Regions from separate parts of the Homo sapiens genome. Here region 2 is linked to region 1. A link is a loop called in an ENCODE intact Hi-C map of the cell type or tissue named here. Cell type or tissue: Calu3. All regions are shown on one strand. Each heading gives the region's core, and the rest is flanking DNA. Links, peaks and the distances in the headings are about the cores only.

Region 1 (4,668 bases), core at 1,232-3,731:
ACTGGGTAGGGGACTTGTCGGGTGGCATTTTGCAGTGTCATTTTATCTTCTGAGCGTAATTGCAAGAAAAGTGAATCCAACTTTAGCTGAAACATTCCAAAACAGTTTCTCTAGCCAAATGATGACTGATTTCTCAAATTGGCAACATTATCACAAACATGAAAAGGGGCTGCCCAGAACATAAGCACCTGTGCCTGCCTGTGCTCTGAAGAATTTGGTGAACAGATAAAGCGCCAAGATTGAGCAGAGTGTTTGGGGTGTGGGAGTGCATGTGAAGGTGATGTGAAGGTAATCAACAAGACATTGAGACTTGAGGACTACAATTTGTGGCTGATGAGTACGGGCTTGGCCTTCCACAATAATGAGGTTTCCTGGTAATTGTTTAATTTTATACTTGGTTTGGATACACAAACACACACACACACACACACACGCATGAATTTATGCTTTGGTGTCTCAAAATGGGCAATGAGAGGCCATAGGACTGTGTTCATGCTTATTTCTTTTTCCGTCTGTTAGCTTAGGATATTAATGTTTCTGTGGGAATTGTTACCGTGGTTGTTCCATGAGCATTTGCAAATTTGTACAGATATTCCTCCTTGATATTTCTTTAGTCTCTAACATTAGCGTCAGCACAAACAGTTGGAATAGTCAATATTACCCATCTGAGTGGAACAGTTGGGATGATATATGAACGTCTCTGGAGATTTTATTTAATGCATTACATTTTCAGTCCTAGAGGATATTTCAGAAAGGCATGGAGTGTATGGAGAGACATCTAAATGTAAAGAAGACCAAGTGTGAGTCACCTTGATTGAAATATGAATTCTGTTTGGGAGAAGGAGTATCTTATAGAGAAGGCACCTATAGATATAACCTTCTAGCTGACTTTGACCACTTTGAGAAAGACTGTGCTGAAATCTATGCTTGGAAATTTCTTCATCAGGACTTGAAAGCAATTGCTTAAGAAAGCCATGTTATCCCTCATGCTTCAGTTGGTTCTCAGAAAAAAAAAATTGAGAATGAAAATATACATAATGAATAGATTAACTGCTTAGCAATTGGGTTACATTGCCACGCTAACGCAGTGGGGCCCAACTAATCTCTTAGGAGGCAAGTTTCTTAAATACAGTGTTAGACCAACTGGAAAATTAACTAGGGTGTTGTCTGGAAAGATCTCATTTTCATCCTAAAACTTGCCAAGTAGAAATGAAAGAGGTGGCCAACAACTCATTTTTCAAAGCGTGTCAGCTGTTGCTGTACTTTTTCATGTAAATTATCTTTCCCAGGGAATGAAGAATTGAAAGGGTTTCTTAGGCATTAAAAACAAAACAGAACAAAACAAAAAATGCTGAGACATTAAACAAGACAGTGGTTAGCTCAAATGACAACTTCTCTAAATAACCTACCTTAATCCTTCTGGCCAAAATAATTCTCTCATTTAGTTTTCTTAACAGTTAGTTTTCTCTCTCTCCAATCTAATTCAAACTGATTTAGTTAAAAACAAAAGTCGGGGGTAGAGGTATTGCCACATACAACTGAAAATCTTAGGAGTGATGGTTCAGGCACAGTTGGAGTCAGGGGATCAAAAGATATCAGCATTATTTATTCAGTTTTATGTGCTCAATCTCTCACTGTTTTCCTCTGAACTGATACATTCTCAAGGTTTCCTCTCGTTGTAACACGATAGCTATCAGAAGCTATAGGCTTATGTTTTAGCCTCTCAACAACTTCCTTAGAAAGAGACTTTTCTTTCCTAATAACTCCAACAAAACTCCTAGAATTTAATTCCATCAGCTTGACTTGGGTCACATGCCTATTGCTGAACTAATGACCATGGCCAAAATGAATAGAATGCTGTGATTGTGGAGAGCTGAACCATACTCCACTCTTGGGATCTGGGAGATAGAGTCAACAATCCTTGGACCAAAAGCAGAGGAGGTATTGTTCCCTAAGGGAGAGTTAAGGTGCTCTTTTCAGAAGTAGAAATGGACACTAAACAGATGAGAGAGAGAGCAAGAGTATGTGTATGTGTGTGTGTGTATGTATATGTGTGTGTGTGTGTGTGTGAGAGAGAGAGAGAGAGAGAGAGAGAGAGAGAGAGGCGCTGTGATAGACTGCATTCCTGAGCCCTTCCTGTATCCATTAACTTTTCCATGAGACTGCAGCTCCTCCTATCAGAAGGTGGAGGATATTGCCCCACTCCTTGATTCTGAATTATTCGGTCATATGACTTGCTCTGGCCAATGAGATTTAGCAGACAGAATGCAAGCTGAGACTTGGAAAAGCACTTACGTGATTGGGCTCCCTCTTGCACCTGTGCTACCACTATGAGTAGTATGTACCTGGACTATGTCACTGGTCCCAGAGGAGAAAGAGAGACATGTGGAGGTAAGGTGTTCTCAGTCAAGCTCCACTCAGAGTAGAGGTCCCAGTTGGCTAAGACACATGAATGGATCCAGTCAAGATCAGTTGACTCATTTGTCACCCATGAAACATAGTAATTGATAGCCATTATTTAAAGTCACAGTGCTTTAGGGGAGTTTGTTAGGTAGTTATAGCTAACTGATAGATTTCTTGCCTCTGTAATATCTCCTATAGGGTTGATAATCAACAAGTATATACTAATTCTGATGTACCAGTGACTGTAAAATTGAATCAATTAGTAAATAGTCTCTTTCCTAAACACCCTGAGTGACCCAGAACCCTGGCCCCACTCCCAGCCCCATTGAATCTCCCTATGATCCAACAACTGAAAGAGTAATGCCTGGAATGCCAGGGGTCCTCCAACACCCTAATGCAGTTCTATAGAGAAATCCATTCTGATTGGTCAGTGCCCATGCCTTACATTTGTTAAAAATTCTGAATATAATTTCTGGTCATTCATGGACCTGACTCGTCACTCCATTAGGTTCTTAGCTTCCTGAGGTTAGTCTCAACATCTGGATCATCCTGAACACTTTTGGGCCATGCACCATGAATATTTGTTGAATGAATCCTGGATAGAAATATGTACTGAAGGAAATAATATGGTCTAGTGCGGTCATCAAAAAAGTTGAAGTCATTTGCGGCATGAGTTTAAGTGTCCAGGGAGTTAATTGGCAATGACTCATTGAATGTCAGAGGGGAGAGAATCCCTTCAGGGCATTTACGTATGTTCTCTTTTAGAATAAAAATGTTAGGGCTTATTTGAATTTTATTTATCAATACACCAAAAACTCAGTCATGCTTTTATTTTTTATTTATTTATTTTTTATTTTATTTTATTTTTGAGACAGGTTCTCACTCTGTCGCCCAGGCTGGAGTGCAGTGGTGTAGTCATAGCTCACTGCAGCCTCAACCTCTCAGGCTCAAGGGACCCTCCCACCTCAGCCGCCTGAGTAGTGGGACTACCGGCATATGCCATCACACCTGGCTAATTTTTTTTTTTTTTTTTTTTGGTAAAAAGGGGACTTTGCAATTTTTCCCAGGCTGGTCTCGAACTCCTGGTCTCAAGCAACCTGCCTACCTTGGCCTCCCGAAGTTCTGGGACTACAGACGTGAGCCACCACGCCTGGCCTCAGTCATGTCTTAAACAGAATTACCATCTTTCCCCTCTCTTTTGGCCTCCATCAAATTAATTGCCATAACTCTTCATTCCATGTTACCAAATATCTCCCAATTATTCATGCTCAAACACTTGAAATCTGTCTTCATGCACTGTGCTAGGAGTTCTGTCCTCACTGACCCGGGAGCACAGCTTCTGCCCAGAAGCAGCGACAAGTCTACTTTGGAGACCATTTTGACTTTGATTTCTTTCCTGCCCTGTTGTCTAATCTGCTACCAGACAGCCGACCTGCCACTCCTTCCTCCACAGGGTCTCAAATCTGTTCCTTCCTTTACATTCTTAATGCCCCCCCATTTGAGAGAGGCTGTGGTCACAGTGTAAACTGACTTGCATTGGATCCTTTGTGTTAAGGCAGGCTCCCCTAAACTTCTGCAGGAGCCACTTGGTTTCCTCTTCAGACTTCCACAGCTTGTAGATTCCCAGTCAGGAGGGTAGAAGGAGGTAGAGATTAATTCTGAAAACAAAATCCCCAAATGGGAGTACTGTATGGGTTGATTACTCCAACTTCTCCCAAGCATGGATGTCCAGGAGGGCTCTGGGCTTGCTCCAAGTTGTTTGAGATAACGAGATTTCTCTTCCCCAGCACCACACTTCTAGTGTTCCCACCAACCTCCTCTGCTACCATCTCAGAACTGGCCTCTCCTTTCTTGTTCTTACAAATGAAGCTTCTTGGCAAGAGTCACAGAGTACTTGTTGAAATTACGCACCTGCCACCCATTCTTTGGGCATGTGGCTTAGCTTATCTGAGATGTGGTTTATTTATCTTTAAAATGGGGGTAGGAGGGTGTAATAGTGAAGTTTAAATGACATAATTTATGTAATACACCTGGTATAGTGTTCGCATATAACAGGTTCTCTACTAAACTATTATCGTTATCCTTATCCCTACCATCTCTCCTTTTTATTAAGGCTTTCTATTTTGGCTAGAGAAAGTTGATTCAGTTTCTCTTTACTCTGGCCGAATATAGACTTAAATTTTTTTTTAACAGTAACAGTCTCCACACTTCTGTTAAAATATGCAATCCAAACCTGGCATTTTCTTAAATGTAATTTTCAATGTT
Region 2 (2,500 bases), core at 1-2,500, 400 kb after region 1:
AAAGCAGCCCTGCACGTATTAGTTAGGAGTCAACAAAAACCACATTGGAGGATGTCGGGCAAAGTAAGTAACCACTGATTTACAGAATTAAAAAATGTTAGAATGAGAAAGAGTCTCTGAGAGCATGTTTGGAAGGCCCTCATTTTACAAAGGACTCTGAGGCCCGAGGAGGTCATGCCCAAGGTCTCACAGTTAACGTGTAGACGCCAGGACTAGCTGCGCAGATTCCTGATTTTATGCTAGTCAGCTAGACTCCAACATGCCAAATAAAAAAGCATGAGCTGTTTTCACCGAAAACCAAGAATCCTGACTAAAACAGAGTAAATCTGCCCTGCTCTTATTTTCATTATAGCTCCACACTGTGAGGAGAATCAGTTAGCAAAATGTGAGAATGAGGCTATTCGTTCTAATGCCAGGGCAGAATGAAACTGAAATTTATCTGAGGTGTGACCAGAGCAAGAGCAGCCCTGTGAAGTCTTTGTAGTACCATAGGAAGGAAATCCCCTGAGGGCCAAGAGAAGAATTTTAGAAAGTAAGATCACCAAGGGTAGATAGGGGTGATGAAGCCAGTTGCTGGGATGGGAATGGGTGAGGAGTGAGGCAGGGTTGCCTGTGCTGTTTTATGAGAGGAGACGGAGTCTTGCTCTGTCCCCCAGGCTGGAGTGCAGTGGCACAAACTCAGCTCACTGCAACCTCTGCCTCCCAGGTTCAAGTGATTCTCATGCCTCAGCCTCCCAAGTATCTGGGATTACAGGCCTGAGCCATCATGCCCGGCCCCAAGGAGTTCTTGCAATTTATTTACAGAAATGGAAAGAAGAAAAGGATTCACATTAGCGAAGAGAACTAAAAGAATGAAGAGCAGTGATTTTGTTTCCTTTAACTGGGAGGATGAAAATTAATATGATTTGAACAGGAAAGAGTTTAGAAGCATAGTTGTGGGCAGGGCCAGAAGGAGGCTGGGGAGCCAATGAAGGGGCAGGAGAGGATGTAGAAGCTTGTCCCCAAGGTCAGACACATGAAAAATTATGTGCCAAAAGAATGTGGGGCTCTTAAAATAACCCAAGCTCAAGGTATTTCCCTTATTTTTTAATGTTTAAAATTTAACTTCACTTTTTTGTTGTCTTGGTGAGAGGTGAAAAAAAGGTTGTGCGGGCGGCAAATATGTTTTAGGAATTGGTGAATTCCAAGCACTGGCATCATATAGTCAGACCTTCTAGTGAGGTCACAAACCCAGGTAACATCAGTTAGTTTGGGAACGTTTTTCAATCTTTGAAATCTTACTTGGGCATTTATTTAAATGCCTTTCTTTTCTTATCTGCTTTCATTTTCTTCTTCATTTAAGTGCAGAGATAGAGAATGTGTGCGTCTGTTTCTGCATGTGAGCCATTCTCTCAAGTCCAAGTCCAGTATTTCCTCTCCGGCCACTCTCTGTTAAATACCAACCCCGCCATCTTGTGGCTAATGGGTATTTGTGCACCTGGCTTAAAGCTCACTTTGAAAAATGAACAAGTCTAAAAAACACCAATATCATGATTTCTCATTAGCTTCAGTCATTAAATAATATATGAATTCTGATGTTGCGTATATTGACCATACTGCAATGCATTAATGAGCTGGATGCTTGTTGTAAAATATTTATTATGAAATGAAGGGCATTTAAAATGTAATCAATACAAAAAAACACTCACTGGAATTTTATGCATAAACACAGGCTTGAGAATTTAGAAGGGTCTATGGGATTACAACTGTGAAAGCTTTTGTTTTCCACTCGAACTAAAGGAGGTGTCCCTCATCCTTCTCTACTCCAGCCATTCATCATTTACTTCAGATTATTTGTTACAACTTCCTATTACTTTGTTCCCCCCAGCCCCCAGTTTTGCAGGTAGAATGCAGTGAGTTCGACAAGATTAGGGATTGCCTTTGCATTTTTCAGCGTTGCATCCCCAATGCTTAGCATTTTCCCTGGCACACAGTAGACACTCGACAAATATTGGTCAAATGGACTTAATTGATTAAAAATAATAAATAAAATAAGCTCTTAAATAAAAATAAGCACTTATAGGACTACATATAAATTAAAGAAACCTAATCAGGTGGATAAAGAAACTGTGGTATATATACGATGGAATACCACTTAGCCATAAGAAGGAATGAATTAATGGCATTCGCAGCAAGCTAGATGGGATTGGAGACGATTATTCTACGTGAAGTCACTCAGGAATGGAAAACCAAACATTGTATGTTCTCGCTCAAAGGGGTAGCTAAGCTATGAGGATGCAAAGGGCATGAGGATGACACAATGGACTTTGGAGACTCGGGAGGAGAGGGTGGGAAGAGAATGAGGGATAAAAGACTACAAATTGGGTTCAGTGTATACTGCTCAGGTGATGGGTGCACCAAAATCTCACAAATCACCACTAAAGAACTTACTCATGAAGCCAAATACCACCTATTCCACAAAAAACTATGGAAAGAAAAAATTAAAATAGATAAAATAGAG

The links. Hi-C counts contacts between places; a loop is a spot of excess contacts. Peaks named below come from ENCODE experiments on the same cell type or tissue, not always from the same donor. Only the 100,000 strongest peaks of a DNase experiment are listed, where the experiment ranks them.
Region 2: a loop joins it to region 1, with 5 times the contacts of the local background. A loop is called at or near these places in 1 of 110 quality-filtered maps.

What each region holds. Positions count from the first base shown.
Region 1 is chr3:3,601,948-3,606,615 of GRCh38, reverse strand. No RefSeq gene overlaps it. Among named protein-coding and RNA genes, the nearest start is that of LRRN1, 200 kb to the left of the region's middle. In Calu3, for the core only: no CTCF peak of the experiment used is centred there; a DNase peak (open chromatin) is centred at 2,175.
Region 2 is chr3:3,199,773-3,202,272 of GRCh38, reverse strand. No RefSeq gene overlaps it. Among named protein-coding and RNA genes, the nearest start is that of CRBN, 21 kb to the right of the region's middle. RefSeq lists an enhancer at 342-521. In Calu3, for the core only: a CTCF peak has its summit at 1,452 (motif pointing left); a DNase peak (open chromatin) is centred at 1,432.